Linked DNA regions of Homo sapiens: region 1 is linked to region 2. Evidence: read pairs that join two places in POLR2A ChIA-PET (ENCODE). Cell type or tissue: Panc1. All regions are shown on one strand. Links, peaks and the distances in the headings refer to the core of each region. The heading gives the core; the rest is flanking DNA. Region 1 has its middle 100 kb from the start of LINC02225. Region 2 has its middle 19 kb from the start of LINC02225.

The links. Peaks named below come from ENCODE experiments on the same cell type or tissue, not always from the same donor. Only the 100,000 strongest peaks of a DNase experiment are listed, where the experiment ranks them.
Region 1: POLR2A ChIA-PET joins it to region 2 with 18 read pairs; 4 of 35 experiments call an interaction of 5 or more read pairs at or near these places.

What each region holds. Positions count from the first base shown.
Region 1 is chr5:57,793,324-57,802,349 of GRCh38, reverse strand. No RefSeq gene overlaps it. Among named protein-coding and RNA genes, the nearest start is that of LINC02225, 100 kb to the left of the region's middle. In Panc1, for the core only: no CTCF peak of the experiment used is centred there; no DNase peak of the experiment used is centred there; H3K27ac peaks cover 1,902 bases.
Region 2 is chr5:57,875,519-57,884,544 of GRCh38, reverse strand. No RefSeq gene overlaps it. Among named protein-coding and RNA genes, the nearest start is that of LINC02225, 19 kb to the left of the region's middle. In Panc1, for the core only: no CTCF peak of the experiment used is centred there; no DNase peak of the experiment used is centred there; H3K27ac peaks cover 5,273 bases.

The DNA.
Region 1 (9,026 bases), core at 389-8,388, 82 kb after region 2:
ACTCCACCCAGTAACCACAGAATATTCATTTTTCTCATCTGTACATGGAACATTATCCAAGATCAACCACATGCTCAGTCATAAAGGAAGTTTCAATAAATTCAAAAACATTGAAATCAAACCAAGCACACACTCAAACCACAGTGCAATAAAAATAGAAATTCATATCAAGGGGATTTCTAAAAACTATGCAAATTCGTGGAAATTAAACAACTTGTTCCTGAATAATTTATGGACGAACATAGAAATTAAAGCAAAAATCAAAAAATTATTTGAAATTGATGAAAATAGGGACAACACTCACCAAACTGCCTGGGATACAGCTAAAGCCGTGTTAAGAGGAAAGCTAACGGTACTAAATGGCTTTATCAAGAAGTTAGAAAGATTTAAAATTAACAATCTAACTTTGCACCTGAAGGAACTAGAAAAAAAAGAGAGCCAACCAACCCCAAGGCCAGTGGAAGAAAAGACATAACAAAATTTAAAGAAGAACTGAATGAAATTGACATGCAAAAATCCATACAAAAGATCTTCTCTCTTTCTTTTGTTAATCTAGCTAGCTGTCTACCTATCTTGTATGTTTGTTTGTTTCTTGAAGGAGCAGCTCTTGGTTTCATTGATCTTTTGTATGAGGTACATTGGGAAAATGAGGCCCAAAATGATTAAATAAATTATTCGTAGACACATAAATAAATTCTTAGTGGCTAAATTGATCTTTCTTCACTGAAAATATGATTTCATACCTAAAAAAACCCTAAAGAACCCACCAAAAGTTTACTAGAACTGATCAAATATTTTAGTAAGGTTTTATATACAAAATCAATGTACAAAAGTCAGTAGTATTTCTAGACACCAATAGTGTCCAGGCTAAGGGTCAAATCAAGAACACAATTCCACTTAAAATAGCCACAAAGAAAATAAAATATCTATAAGTACAGCTAACCAAGGAGATGAAAGATTTCTACAAGGAGAACTATAAAACACTGCTGAAAGAAATCAGAGATGACACAAATAAATGGAAAAACCTCCATGCTCATGGCTTAGATGAATCAATATCACTAAAATGGCCACACTGTCCAAAGTAATTACAGATTCAATGCTATTCCTGTCAAAGTACCCACGTCATTCTTTACAGTATTAGAAAAAACTATTCTAAAATTCATATAGAACCAAAATAGAGCCCAAATAGCCAAAGCAATCCTATGTGAAAACAACAAAGCCAGAGGCATCACAGTTACTTCGTCCTATACTATAAGGCTCTAATAACCAAAACACATGGTGCTTGTATAAAAACACACATAGAACAATGAAACAAGATACAAAATCAGAAGTACAGCTGCACACTTACAATCATCCAATCTTTGACAAGGCCAACAAAAACAAGCAATGGGGAAGGGCTACCTATTCAGTGAATGGTGCTAGGATAACTGGCTAGCCATATGCAGAAGAATAAAACTAGACCCTTACCTCTCAACATATACAAAAATTAACTAACAATGGATTAGAGATTTAAATGTGAAACCCCAAAACTATAAAAATACTAGAAGAAAACCTGGAAAATACCCTTCTTGACCTTAGCCTGGGCAAATAAATTTTGGCTAAGTCCCCAAAAGCAATAGCAACACAAACAAAAATTGACAAGTGGAATCTTAATAGAACTAAAAAGCTTCTGCACAGCAAAAGAAGCTATCAACGGAATAAACGAACAACCTACAGAATGGGAGAAAATATTGCAAACTACATATCTGACAAAGTATAATATCCAGAATCTATAAGGAACTTAAATCAACAAGTAAAAACCAAACAATCCCATTAAAAAATGGTCATGGACATGAACAGATATTTTTCAAAAAAAGGCATACAAATGGCAAACATATTAAAAAAATGCTCATCATCACTAATCACCAGAGAAATGCAAATCAAAACCACAATGAGATATCATCTCACACAAGTCAGAATGGCTATTATTAAAAGTCAGAAAACAACAAATGCTGGTGAGGCTACAGAGAAAAGGGAATGCTTATATACTCTTGGTGGAAATGTAAATTAGTTCAGCCACTGTGAAAAGCAGTTGGGAGATTTCTCAAAGAACTTAAAACAGAGCTACAAGTGACCAAGAAATCCCATTACTGGGTATATACCCAAAGGAAAATAGATCATTATACCAAAAAGATACATGCACTTGTATGTTTATCATCACCCTATTCACAATAGTAAAGATGAGAAATCAACCTAGGTGCTCACCAATGGTGGATTGATGAAGAAAATGGAGCACATATACACCAAGGAATACTATGCAATCATAACAAAGAACAAAATCATGTCCTTTGCAGCAACATGGATGGAGCTGGAGGCCATAAGCCTAAGCGAATTAACACAGGAACAGAAAGTCAAATATTGCATGTTCTCACTTAGAAGTGGAAGCTAAACATTAAGCACCCATGGACATAAACATGGGAACAGCAGACACCGCAGGCTACTTCAGGGAAGAAGGAGAGAGAGAGGGAAATGGGTCAAAAAAACTACCTATTGGTTACTATACTCACTACCTGGGTGCAATATACTCATGTAACAAACCTGCACATGTACCATGTACTCCCTGTTTCTAAAATAAAAGTTGAAAAAAAATGCTACATGCCAAACTGTAAAAATTAAAATAAAATAAATTTACCTTTGATTCAAAGACTATAAAATGTACTGATGATACTAGTGAAAGTACCAGGGTAATCTTTAACAAAATGGGCCACCCAAGTTGACCTCAATATACCCAGTGGCCAACCACCGCAGAGCTTAAACTTTGGTCCCTGGCTCCCCACAACTGGGAAAATAATTGAATCAAATACAATCATCTTGTACAATGTAGGGACTTTATTTTTCCCTTGAGGCTAGCCAAAGAAAAGGAACTCTCCAGGGTAATGTTTAAGAAATGGACTCTCCTATAATGTGAAAAGAGCACTGGACCAGGATTAAAGAGAATTAATGCTCTAACCAATACTAATATTCTTGGTAATCTTAGGCAACCCATTTAAGTTTGTGGACCCTATATTATTTATCTATAAAATCTAGATGGACTAGATAATCTTTAAAAGCCCTTCCTACCATTCCTCTATATGAATATAGGCATGATTACCTACTATGACTTGCTATGACCATAGATACACAAATCTGTTCACTCATAGGATATTCCAAGGACTCCTAGAAGCCATGTGTTCTATGCCCTATTTTGGAAAGTTCTGTTTTTCTTCCAACTAGGAAAGCAATGTGAGAGATAGAATTTTGTGTTTTCCTTCAAGATGAGAAAACTCATTTATAAATTTGCGGCAACGCATATTAATCTCACAGTAAACGCCCACATAGCAACTGGCTTCATACAAAAAATAAAACAAAATAAAGGTCCTCAGAGAAACAGAACCTTTATTAAAAGATTTTTTTTTCTTAAATATCTACATCAAGTTGTTCTCATAGTCTTTAAAATGCCTCTCATTAAATCACAGACCTTGTTCTGGGCCTGAGAGAGTTTTTCATGAGTGGAAATGCAATGTTCTGTCAGCCTTTTGGAAGAAGACCTCAGAGAGTTTTAAATAATTAAAGCATTTACATTTTAGAAGCAGGAAATAAAATGAAAGTCTTTTCAACATATCTTGTTTTTGTAGGCTTATCAGAAGGTAAGGTAGTAAAATAGGACTAGGAAGGTGAAGAGAAGCTAAAGCAGGATACATTGTCAAACAAGTTATCTTAGAAGGTAACTGGTCCTCAATTCCACTGGTAATTGGGAGAGAGTATAGAACACAACTCAGAGTTAAGGTAGCTGAAAAATAGGAAGCTAGAGTATTTATCTTCCAACCCCATCCATCATTGGCTGGGAGCTGCTCCTAGGGGCATGAATTCCACTAGCTTGGTGTCCAGGTCAGGAGAAAGTCATCAAGTGAAGAACTGCAAATGCTTGCAGAAGGAAATGGATCTTAATGACCCAGGAGTGCCGAGAGGATATGGGTGGGGCACAGGCAATATCCCCTACATTTCTCAAATACACTCTACACTTCACAACTCCTATATCTATGTGCATGCTGTTTCCTCTGCCTAAAATGTTTGTTTCTTTCCTCCTTCTTTTATTCCTCCTCCAATATTAAAAGTTAACCTTTTTTCAAAATTTAATCTAAATTGTATATTTTTGTGAAGTGAAGGTTATTTAACAGTTTTTCTTTATGTAAAAGTAGTGTAATAGCTAACATTCACTGAGTTCTTAATAAATACTAAGTACCTTCTAAGGTAAATACTATTAATATCTCCATTATACTGTAACACATGTAATAGCACCTGAGATATTAAAGATAGGTGATAGAGCAAGGATTCAAGACAAGATAGTCTGTCTCTAGAACCCATGCTCGTAAACATGATATCCCAAAGACTTATAGCATGTAGCAAACTGCCCCCAAGAGTTCAGCATCTAGATGGGGACACAGGTTACTTACAAGATAAGGAATATCTAGTAGTTATCAAATAAGTAAAACACATACAAACTTTTCTTTTGTATGAAAGACTAAGGATTAAAGAATCAATATGCATCTATTTGTTCTATAAGGTAAATAAAGAGTTCTGGAAAATAGCATTATTCAAACACAAAATTGTTGTTAATTCTCTAGAAATGATTACAGACCTATTTCTCAGATTAGGAAGCATACTGAGTACTAATACAAAGAAATAAATATGAATTCACATCTAGTCATACTTACAGTGAAACTACAGATATCTTTATTTTAAAGATATCTTTAAAATAACCTGAAAGCAAAAGAAGGTAATGTAAAAAGAACAAGAATTAGACTAACAGCAGGCTTCCCAAAAACAGCTGTAGAGACCAAGGGAAATTGGTCTCTACAAAGACAAAGGGATATTTCAAAGTGCTGAAAGAAAGTAACTATCAACTCATAAATATCTGACCAGCTAAATTCTCATTTAAAAGTGAAAGTAAAAATCAAGATAATTTTAAATTAGAAAAATTGAGAGAATGTTTACCACTAAGGATCTTCTGTGAAAAGATATCAAAAGAAATGTATCCAAAAAGAAGGAAATTGAACACAGAAAGAAGAAATGAAATAGTATGAAGAAAATGAGCAAGGAAATTAGCAAATGTTTTGATAATTTTTTTTTTTTTTTTTTTTTTTTTTTGAGACAGAGTCTCTCTCCATCGCCCAAGGTGGAGTGCAGTGGCGCGATCTCGGCTCACTGCAAGCTCTGCCTCCCGGGTTCACACCATTCTCCTGCCTCAGCCTCTGGAGTAGCTGGGACTACAAGCGCCCGCCACCACGCCCGGCTAATTTTTTGTATTTTTTAGTAGAGACGGGGTTTCACCGTGTTGGCCAGGATGGTCTCCATCTCCTGACCTCGTGATCCGCCCGCCTCGGCCTCCCAAAGTGCTGGGATTACAGGCGTGAGCCACCATGCCCGGCTATGTTTTGATAAATTTAAGCATGCATTGACTACATAAAAATAAACATAATGGCTAATTTGGAGGATCAAAAAATAGTCAGTATTAAAATACTAGACAACAATGGCAAACAAGATGGGGGTGATAACAGTTACAATAATCTAAGTCTAGAATATTCAGAGAGGCTTGATTTATCTCTAACAAATAGAAATGGAAAATAACTTTCAATTTTTGTATGTGTAGGTAAGGAGGGAAGGAAAAAAAGAAACATGGTGAATTTAATAAAATATAAGATGAGGAAGAGAGCAAATAAAAAACCTATAAAACATAAAGAAAAGATAATATGAATTATAAGAGTTAACAACTATATAGTCCTTATATGTGTAAGGTACTGCTCTAAATATTTTACATATATAAAGTCATTCATTCTCCATAACAACCCAATCAAGCACTATGATATTATTATAATTTCCCTTATTTTACAGATGAGAAAAGTAAAGGGAGGTTAGAATTAAAACATAAGTATAGCACCAAAGTCTGTAGTATTAACTAGTATATTATGATGCATCTAGAAGGGAATCTAAATATTAGTAATCAAAACTAATGTAAATTCATTAAATTTATAAGGTAAAGAGAGATTCTTAGGCTATCTATCTATCTATCTAACCAATGACATCAAAGGCTGGATATTTATAAAGACAATAGACAAATCTCAGTCAAGACTATTCATAAAAAGAAGGAATGGGCTAGTAAATAAAAGGTGACATGTAAACAAACTAATATCAAACTATTAGAACTTGTAAGAACTGCAACAAATTTCCTGATTGGATATAAGATAAATGTGTACTATCATCTTTATATGCCATTGCAAATCATTTGAAATGTACTTTTAAAAATGTACTACTTTTGATTCCTAATCCAACTATAAAATGTCTAGAAATAAATATACCAAAATATGCATAAGACTTTGTAGAAGAAAATATTGACATTACTGAAATATTGCTGATGAAGTTTCAGTAAGGTAAAAATGACAATTAGGCCCAAATTAACCAATAAATTCAATTTGATCCTAATAAAATTCCAAAAGGATTATTTTGGTGAAACTCTACAAATGAAGATAAAAATCATTTGCAATGACAACAATATTCAAGACAATTCTGAAGTGCAAAATTCATTTTATCAGATAACAAAGTTCATTTTTTTGCAATGAGATATTTTAATATAGCTTCTCAGCTAATTAAAAAAGTATAAAATATGTTAGTACACAGTTGTGAAAAGCAGTTAATGAACTATTTCTTAAATATATGTACAGAAATCTTGACTGCCAAAAAAATACATACAGTTTTTAATCACAAATAATCAAACATAATTGAAAACCAGTGAGCTATTGCATTCAGCTGTGAATAAAAGGAAAACACTCAAAATTTCTTGTTAAGAGGGTGTTCATTCTCACATGGAAGTGCTGGGTGAGACCAGTCACTGTACAATGCAGCAGAGGAACAAGCTCCCATCTAGTTGGTTTTGATGGAGCATAGCAGCTGTCAGGCTGAATCAAGAACAAGGTCACTATCCATGGGAACAAAGATGCTTGCAAGATGAAGTAGACCTTAAACCAATCCAATCTATGGATTAAGGACATTGAGCATTGGCAAATATTCCCGTTCATGACCATCTGAATTAGTTCTCAGGTAAACACTTTATAATTCCTGAAGAAAAACCAAAGGGCAGATATATCTTTAATGTGGAGCATCTGGGGACATCTTTGGATACTTATACCTCCAAGAAAAGGAAAGTCAAGTGATTTTGAGGTTACTCTCAATTAGCAAGCCAAAGAATCAGGAAAATGGTCTGGAAGAAGCAGGTGTCTACACAGCCTATATGAATCTGGCTCTCTGTCTGTATCGTGCCTCCAAAGTGTAACTGATGCCTTCCCCATGTATGCTGTCAAAATCTCATGCAAGATAAGCTACAAGTGAAGGATCAAAGGTTTAAATGTAAGACCTCAAACTATAAGACTACTAGAAGAAAACCTAGGAAACATCATTCCGGACATGGGTCTTGGGAAAGAATTTATGTCTAAGTCCTCAAAAACATTTGCAATAAAAACAAAAAATGACAAGTGGGGCCTAATTACATTAAAAAGATTCTGCACAGCAAAAGAAACTATTAACAGAGTAAACAGACAACCTACAGAATGGTAGAAAATATTTGCAAACTGTGCATCTGACAAAAGTCTAATATCCAGAATCTATAGGGAACTTAAGAAACAAAAAACAAATAATCCCATTAAGGTCAATGGGCATGAACAGATATTTCTCAAAAGAAGACTTACTTGTAGCCAATAATCATATGAAAAAATGCTCATCATCACTAATCATCAAAGAAATGCAAATCAAAACCACAATGAGACAATATCTTACATCAATCAGAATGGCTATTGTTAAAAAGTCAAAAACAACAGGTGTTGGTGAGGCTGCAGAGAAAAGGGAACACTTACACACTGTTGATGGGAATGTAAATTAGTTCAGCCACTGTGAAAAGCAGTTTGGAGATTTCTCAAAGAACCTAAAACAGAGCTACCAAATGACCCAGCAATCCCATTACTGGGTGTATACCCAAAGGACAATAGATCATTACACCAAAAAGATATACACACTTGCATGTTCATCACAGAACTATTCACAATAGGAAAGTCATGGAATCAACCTAGATGCCCATCAGTGATGGACTGGATAAAGAAAATGTGGTATATATACACCATGAAATACTACACAACGATAAAAAAGAACAAAATCATGTCCTTTGAGGCAATATGGATGGAACTGGAGGCCATAATCCGAGGAGAATTAATGCAGAAACAGAAAACCGAATACTGCATGTTCTCTCTTTGCAGTGGGAGCTAAACACCAGGTACTCATGGACATAAAGATAGCAACAGTAGGAACTGAGGACTGCTAGAGGGGGAAGGGAGGGAGGGGGCAAGGGTTGAAACATTAATTGTTGAATACTATACTCAGTACCTGGGGATGGGAACATTCATGCCCAAACTTCAGCATCATGCAATATACCCAGGTTAGAAACCTGTGCATATACCCCTGAATGTAAAATAAAAGCTGAAAAAAAGTTTATTTTTTAACAAAATTGCAGAACTCAGGTTCCAGTACTAATTTAGCCAGTAAAGATTTATTTATGTGACAATGAATAATCTATTTAATCAACTTGGGCGTCAGTTTTTCCATATACCTCATACAAAGAAGTCTACTTGCTCATGTAGACACTTCAGCTTTTCTGATTACCTAATATAAAGTAGCTCATCCCCAGTAACTTACTATTAGATAGCTTTGTTTATTTTTGTATGACAGCTGCTATCATTGAAATATTATTTTATGACATTATTGCTTGTCTCTCCTTTCCTTCAACCAAGAAAAAAAGTCTTTGTTACCTTGTCAGGTTATTTTTACAACAATACTCACACCTGGAATTGTGCCTGGCACATGATATACTATCAAGAAACATTTTTTAGATGAATTAAATGCCAATTCTCATCTATGTTCTATAATCCCTAACATGGCAAGCTGCGAATCGAATTCCAAAAACTCTG
Region 2 (9,026 bases), core at 265-8,264:
GGCTCCTCTCAGAAGAGGAAAAAAGTCTGGTAATGTGGCTGCAGTCATGAGGGCACCTCTCCTGAGAAGGACGTAGAAAGGCTACATCCCAGACTGCTGAGTGTTAGAAAAGCTCTAAGTGCTTTTCTGTTCTCAAGGATGACTCTTCTTCCAGACAAGTCTCAAAAATATACAATTATACTCATCTTTTGAAAGCATACAATGTATATCAATCTTTGAAGCTCTACAAAAATAGGATTTAATGAATTTTTCAAATAATGCCTTTAAGATATCAGGTTTCCCTGCTGAGAAACAAAGACAATAAGAATAAGTAAAGAGGGAGAGACTTGCCAGAAACATCTATACTGCAACTGTCATTAGAAGTTAGGTTTCAGCTGACTCCTAGTTGTAAACTCATTGTCTGTGCCTCTCTCTTAAAATAACTTTGAAATCTATCAGTGGCTTTAGCACTGCGCCATGATAGATCAAAGATCTATCTAGAATGATCAAAGTGTCTAATCAAAGGCCATGAGAACATCACCTTAAATCAAGGTTTTTATTTCTATAGGTTTGGTGATTGAAATACTTTGCCCACATGCTAGAGAGAGATTTTCTAGGAAGCTTCAGATAATGTTAGTGCTTAGAAAGACACTAAGTGGCTATCTGGGCCATTTATCCACTCAGAAACTATCCCAGATAAATAGAAATATGCCCTATTTACAAATACTTTTATGTAAAACTTGACAGTCTCCCTTGGGAAGCAATTTTAATGCTTAACAGCCTTTGCTATGAAGAAAATAGCTATTTATATTAAGCTCAAGTCACTAAAACTGCAGTCTAAGCTGTTTCCCACATATTTGGGCAAGGAGATCAGTGGCATGTAAAAGCATACATTCTGCGGGTGACATGTAAATGAGTTTGGGCTTTTAGGGTGCTGACTGAGACTACATCAGGGACCCGGTCCCCAGCGGCTTCATTCTGGTGCTGCAGATGAATGAACTTGGGTCTTAGCTTATCTTCATGCTAGCCTAGCAAAGCTACACAGCTACCAGGAGGTACATTAGTCCTGACCACACAGTGCTAGGGAGGAACTGCCTTCCTGACAGCCACTAGTCTGGAGATTTCAGGTAACTCACCCCAAATGGGAGTGGAAATGCCGGCAAACTTTTCTTAGATTTCCTAAGGCAGAGAGTAAATAACACTATCCTGTTTCCTTCTTCATATCCCAGACTTTCCTAGGGACCTTAGGAGAAGAATGGGAGAAAATCTACGCACTGAGGCAAAACTCCTACAGTGATTTGTGTGGGTGTGTATGCATGTGTGCATGTACTTATGTAAACGTGTGTGTTTGTGTGTTCACGTATGTCTTAATCTGCGTGGGCTGGTATAATGAATAGCATAACTTAGACTGAGTGTTTTATAACAACAGAAATTTATTTCTCATAGTTCTGGCAGCTGGAAAGCTCAAGTTTAAGGTGTCTGGAGAGGGCCGTCTTCTGGATGGCATACTGCTGACTTCAGATTGTATCCTCACATGGCAGAAAGACAGCAAGAGAGCTCCCTGGGGTCTCTTTTATAAGTACACTAGTCCCATTCATGAGGGCTCCACCCTCATGACCTAGTCACCTCCCAAAGACCCCACCTCCAAAAATCATCATATTAGGGATTAGGCTTCAACATATAGGTTTTGAGGGGACATAAGCATATAGTCCATAATAATGTAGATGCATGTCCGCGTGTGTGTGCTGTGTATGTTCATATTTGCACATTTTGTGTATTTGAGTAATTATATATGTATGTGCCTATGTATGTGTGTGTATATATACGCATGTATTAGTGAAAGTGGTTTATGTGTTTGAGTATGTATGTATGTGCTTGTGTGTGCATATAAATATTTGCATATATGTGTCTGTATATTTGTGTGTGCCTGTGTGTATATGTGGCAGGGAAGTCTAAGCTGTGGATTTGAAAAGGCTTCCTGAACAGCACTGACAATAAATTAAACTAATCCTCAGAAGAGGATCCTCCTGAAAGAATATTTGGAGCTAAATCATGCAAGGACTGTTTCTCTAAGGTAAAGAGCTATTGTTATTGCCACATCACCTCTTGAACAAAGGTGATGTGGCCTCTGCCTTCATAAGAGTTAATTACCCTGCCTTCCCACTTGAGGACCCCACTTACTGAGACCTCTCACTCCACTCCATGATTAGTATGTGTGATGGTTTGCAGAATGGAAAAAACTCAATGCCAGATTAAGAACTCAAAGAATTTAATATAATTTCACTCATTATTCACTACCTAAATTTTGAGGAATAATTATTGCTATTCCACATTCATAGGAGAAAAATGGAGAGGCAGAACAGCCAAAGACAACATCTGCATGTATGATTATCTTTACTATTCAATATCAGTAATAACAAATGAATAAATTGGTGGATCACATTTTATTTTTATGTTGACATTTTATTTCTTTTTGAGTCCAAGCATTTTAGTAACTGAAATACACTAAACTGTATGGCAACACTATAAACTGTTGCAACGTAATATTGATAAAGATACAGCTGTAAAGTTCAAATTACTTTATGAAAGGATATATTAATATGATAATAGGATGGGCACAGTGGCTCACGCCTGTAATTCCCGCACTTAGGGAGGCCAAGGCAGGCCAATTGCCTGAGGTCAGGAGTTCAAGACTAGTCTGACCAACATGGTGAAACACCGTCTCTACTAAAAATACAAAAAAATTAGCCAGGCATGGTGGTGTGCACCTGTAATCCCAGCTAGTCGGGAGGCTGAGGCGGGGGAATTGCTTGAACCAGGGAGGTGGAGGTTGCAGTGAGCCAAGATTGTGCGACTCCAGCTCCAGCCTGGGTGACAGAGCTAGATTCTGCCTCAACAAACAAACAAACAAACAAAAATATGATAATGAACACCTATCAGGTGTTGGGAAGGCTAAGTGTAGGGCACAGTCCCTGCCCTTAAGGAAACACAGGTCAGGTGAGGACATAGAGCAGTAAATAGATAATTAGTATGTAACGAGCTAAAGAAGCACCTGCCTGTGCTGAAGTACATGAAGCAGAAAATGAAGAGGATGGCCTGGAGAACTGAAGAAGCTGTAAGGTAAAGGCACTGTATCACCTGTGTCTTTCATAAAGGATGAATGGGGGACAACATGCAACAACCTATACCCTATACCCACACCTACCCCACCCCGAATTGAAAAGAAAAATAAACTATCAGTAGGGTTTTTAGTCATGGAGGTATTGCATACAAATATTATTTTCAGGAAACATATAGCTTCTGTGGCTTTTAAGTTGGTACATCTCTGAGTTACCAACCAATAAGCCAGCCCCTGCACCTTGTTTCTTTTGAAACTGGCCAATACATATTAATAAAAATTCTGGTGGGAAGTCAGCTGAACCATTTATTATTTCTCTGAGTCTCTAAATTGATCCACATGATGGAGAGAGAAGATGTTCTTGTTTTTTTGTTTGTTTGTTTTGTTTTTCTTTACCTGAAATTAAATTGAACTGCAATCTTTGGGACTGGTAGTAAGCAGCATTCTGGCTAAAGAAAAGATTGGCATCAAAGTACAACTTGCAGGTCTGTGAAGAAACAGCAGCTGGGAGGCCAAGCTGGGTGGATCACTTGAGCCCGGGAGTTTGAGACCAACCTGGGCAACATGGTGAAATCTTGTCTCTACAAAAATAGAAAAATTAGCCAGTTATGGTGGCAGGCACCAGTAGACCAGTAGTCCCAGCTACTCGGGAGACAGAGCTGAGAGAATTGCTTGAACCCAGGAAGCAGAGGTTGCAGTGAGCCGAAATTGTGCCACTGCACTCCAGCCTGGGTAACTTAGTGAGACCCTGTCTCAAAAAATTAAAAGAAAGAATGAAAGAAAAAGAAAAGAAAAGAAACAGAAACACGAGCTTCTGATTAAGAGCAGGGTCTCCTGTTTGCTACATCACTTAGAAGTACCCTGATGAGTCTGGGGCCTCAGTGGGAGGCAAACAGGTAGTAGGATTGTACTATTCCAGGAATGGGGGAAATGGATCATCTGGTGTCATCTGCCTCACACGTTCCAGCTCAGCATTTGCACTTGAAATTTAGTACCTTTCACAGAGAAGGAGAAAATGCTATGCCAGTGACAAAACTGGGACACTGGCTGAAAATTAATAACACTTTGCACTCCAGGCTTCCTGGGAGAATGCACCATACATATTAAGTGAGCATGACACAATTTCACAGCAATAGCCTGGCTGGGCCCAAGCTCTTCATTTTAAATTTCAAGTACTGTGAGGAAGAGTTGATTTGATGGATGGCGAGGTGGTTAATGTAAAAACTTTCAGGAAGAGGAAAATAAAGATGCTCTTTCAGGGAATTCTCAGCCTAAAACCAAAAAGGCTTGCGAAGATTATCCTACTCCACACTTAAAGGAAACTCATGGAAATTTTGAATGATATTTACATCAGGGAATTTTTTTAGAATAAAAGCACATTGGAGTTATAGTTGTGCTGGAATTAACAGGCACAGAAACACTAGAGTAGGTGATGCTATTTCGTGAAAGCTGGACATCGAGCAAATATGCAGTAAGAGCCTGTGGACTCTCCTGTGCAGTGTGGTTGTTACCAGCACGAGCTTCGATAGGAGGCAGGCCTAGATTTTGATTTCCGGTTCTGCACCTTGCTAGCTGTGGGAACTTGGACAAGTTACTTCATTCCTCTGAACTTTAATTTCCTCATCTGTCAAAAAGAGATAATTATACTTACCTCATAGGGAAGTTGAGAGAACAAAATTGCATAGCATATATAAAGAATGTAGGCTAGTGGCTGGCAAGTGGCAATGAATAAAAAGCTAAGACAAGTAGAAATAGACTTCCTTTTGTTGCATTTGTGTTTAATTATTTCTTAGGTGATAGCAATAGAACACGAGAACTAAAAGTAGTTGTAGTACAAGCACCATTAGTAGTATTAATAGTCAACTATCGTATTAAGTACTTACCTATCATATTGAGTAATGACTATATTAAGATATTGTACTCTGTACCTTATAGAAATTATTTCATTTAATATGTATACAACCTCAAATAATAAGAGGTTAGTTTTCCTTCATTTTTTTAAAATGAATAGACTGAAAAATTAAGGAACTTTTTTGAGGTCACACAGAACTGCTAACATGCTGAGCTCCAATTGAAACCTAAATGGTCTGTCTTACTCTGAAACCTGAGATTTTCATTATTAATTCCTAAATATTGGGTAAGCACAGCTGGGATAAGTATTCCTTCTCCCCAAGGGAGTTTAGCAAGCTTGTACAAAAAAGATAATATTTGAGCTAAGTATTAGAGAGAAGCTTTTTCGAGGATGGGAAGCGCATTCTAGACAGAAAGAATGGCTTAAACAGCTAACACAGGCCTGAAAATACACAGCACACCTAGCATGTATCAGGCATGGAAGTCAGGGCCCATGAGAGGGAGCAGAGGCATAGGCATTCAGAGGTGCTGCGGCATCCACCAGTGTCACAGAATTTCAAAAAGAACTCTTTCTTAGCTGGAGGTGGTGGCTCATGCCTATAATCCTAGCACTTTGGGAGGCTGAAGCAGAAGGATCACTTGAGCCCAGGAATTTGAGGCCAGCCTAGGCAACATGGTGAAACCCCATCTCTAGAAAAAATACAAAAAAATTAGCCAGGCATGATGGTGTGTGCCTGTAATCCTAGCTACCTGAGAAGCTGTGGTGGGAGGATTACCTGAGCCCTGGAGGTTGAGGTTGCAGTGAGCCAAGATCACACCATTGTACTCCAGCCCGGGCAAAAGAGTGAGACCCTGTCTCAAAAGAAAAAAAAAAAAAGAAAAGAAAAGAAAAGAAAAAGAAAACTCTTTCTGTTGCTCTGGAATTTTGGCACAGATGCAAAAACCAAGAAAAAAACAGTAGATACCATGTATTCACAAAGTCTAGACCGAGCTGCTAGACCATTTTTGTAAGATTAGAGGAGAAGACAGCCCCCAGCCAGGTCTGCGAGAATTAGGTGATCACCACTCCGCCCACATAAAAGGCTGAGGTTGAAAAAAATAAGAGAGAAAATATCTGTGGAAAAAGTTGTTGGCTATTTTACTTCCTCTCAAATAAAGGTAGGGAGGAGCTTCAGCCTGACTTCAAACCTCAAATAACAGGTTTAAAAGAGATTAATGAGAGAGCTTGACATGCGTCTTCAGAAATCAGGGGGTGAAAGGGACTGGTGTTTGACAGATGTTAGAAAAAGTTGAAAGGTGAAAGTCTGGATGGAGCTGGTAGAACAAAGAAGGGAGCTGTGTGGAAAATGAAATGTTTCTCCCCCAAGGAAATGGTAAAGGGGTTTATTTCCCTGGTTCTAGATGTAGATCCTGTGGAGGGGAAAAAAAAAAAAAGCTACTCCAACTCACTCAAATAGGACCATTCCAAAGAGGAACATATGGGTTACACTGTGCCCCATAGTGAAGTACCCCTTAAGACGCCTCAGGAATGAGGTAGACTGTTTTAAGTGACCAGCAAGTGAGAATTAGTCCCCCTTTATAAGTTTACTGCAGTCTGAAATCTCAGCAGAGGAACTCCAAAAATCCCACAGTTGCATCCCCCAAGAGGAGGAGCCAGCAATGAGTTTATTATCCATGGGGCAGAAAGACAGATAACAACTGCACTTGCCTCGCTTACCTTCTCCCTATGAGCTCATTGCTCTTTCTGATGCCTCCATGCCTCCATTTTGGCACAGATGCAAAAACCAAGATTAAAAACAAAACAAAACGAAACCAAAAAAACAGTAGATACCATGTATTCACAAAGTCTACAATGAGCTGATAGACCCATAGATCCTTTTTTTTCCTTTTTTTTTTTTTTTTTTTTTTTTTTGAGATGGAGTCTCGCTCTGTCCCCCAGGCTGGAGTGCAGTGGCGCGATCTCGGCTCACTGCAAGCTCCGACTCCCGGGTTCACGCCATGCTCCTGCCTCAGCCTCCCGAGTAGCTGGGACTACAGCCACCCGTCACCACGCCTGGATAATTTTGTTTTTGTATTTTTAGTAGAGACGGGGTTTCACTGTGTTAGCCAGGATGTTCTCCATCTCCTGACCTCGTGATCCGCCGTCCTCAGCCTCCCAAAATGCTGGGATTACAGGCCTGAGCCACCGTGCCTGGCCAGACCATTTCTATAATATTAGAAGAGAGGACAGCTCCATGGCGAAGAGTTGCTTTTAAACTGGTCTCAACTCTTTAATTCTTTAAAGTAATGGGAGTCTTTTTATTATTTAAGAGTGACTGGGGGCCAGGCGCGGTGGCTCAGGCCTGTTATCCCAGCACTTGGGGAGGCCGAGGAGGGTGGATCACGAGGTCAGAAGACAGAGACCATCCTGGCTAACAGGGTGAAACCCAGTCTCTACTAAAAATACAAAAAATTAGCCGGGCGTGGTGGCGGGCACCTGTAGTCCCAGCTACTCCAGAGGCTGAAGCGGGAGAATCGCGTCAACCCGGGAGGTGGAGGTTGCAGAAAGCTGAGATCTCGCCACTGCACTCCAGCCTGGGCGACAGAGCAAGACTCCGTCTCAAAAAAAAAAAAAAAAAAAAAAAAAGAGGGAGGAAAAGAGTGACTGGAAAAGCTATTTTAGCCTGGGGTGGGAAAAACCGGTTTTACATAGTCTACATCAAGGAGTGGTGAGAAAACATAAAGCTGCTTTCAAGCTTGTATCCTACTGAGACTAGCTAATAGAACAAAAATCAATTAGTATCATAGTAATAACAATAAAGGGGCATGGTGACTCACATCTGTAATCCTAGTGCTTTGGAAGGCCAAGACAGGAAGATCGCTTGAATGCAGGAGTTCAAGACCAGCCTAGGCAACACAGTGAGACCCTGTCTCTACAAAAATGCAAAAAATACAAATAAAAATAAATTAGCCAGGCATGGTGGTGTGCATCTGTGGTCTCAACTACTTGGGAGGCTGAAGTGACAGGGTTGCTTGAACCCAGGAGTTCAAGACTGCAGTGAGCTATGATTGCACCGCTGCATTCCAGCCTAGGTGACAGAGTGAGACCTCATCTCTAAAGAATAAAATAATAATAATAATAATAATAATGATGTAAATTTTTAACCTACCACATAAACTTCCTCATCTTTTTGCCTATTATCATCAACTTGTGTGGAATATGGGTTTGATTTTTGTCCTTAGTGGCCCTTTTCTTGTTATATTCTAGAAGCTGGGGTTGCCACAAAGATTTTTCTCTTTAATAACCACCAGACTGGTTTGGTTTTGCCACACTGATATTAATGTTGACTGTTTGAATGGCATGAAAAAGATAATGTTTTTAAGTGAGGGAGTGATCCATGACAAAATTTGAAAACTATGTTTGGTCCTTATTTCAAAGTGATAGGAATGTCATTCTAATCAGTTTAAAACTTTGGGGTTTTTTTCTCTCTTTCTTTTTTTTTTTTTTTTTGAAGATATGAGGAGACACTGAAGATTTTAATCTTAGCAGTGACATAGTCATATTTTGGGGTTTTTGTTTTTGATCAGTTTGTCAGCAAATATGGAGAATAGATTGAATTAGAAATAAATTAGAGATAGGAAAATCAATTAAGAGGTAACCCTAGGATAAATCACCTATAAAATTAATGAAAAAAAGTTAAAATTCTCCAGTGATCCATCTGAAGGTAGTAGTAGCAGTATTGAATTGCAGTAAGCAGGCAAACACTGAAAAAACAGACTAATAAATCAGGATGAATAATCATCTGAAAATAAAGATTTTTATCTGAGCTACAGACTACATATTGATAAGTTAGTACTCTGGGTCTTTGGACTATCACAAATTTTATTTTTATGAATTATCCTGGAGTCCTGATTATGAATTTCCGTGAGATTTCCTGTCATATGGATTTCATTCAGATTCTATGGATCTTCATGCAAAGTTAGGAAAGGAGAAAATAACTTCATGTCTCCTAAGCATCTTCTCTCCTTTGACCAAAAGGAAACTATCTTCTCCGCTCCCTCCCAAATACTTCTTACATCTAAATGGCAAATGGGTGTT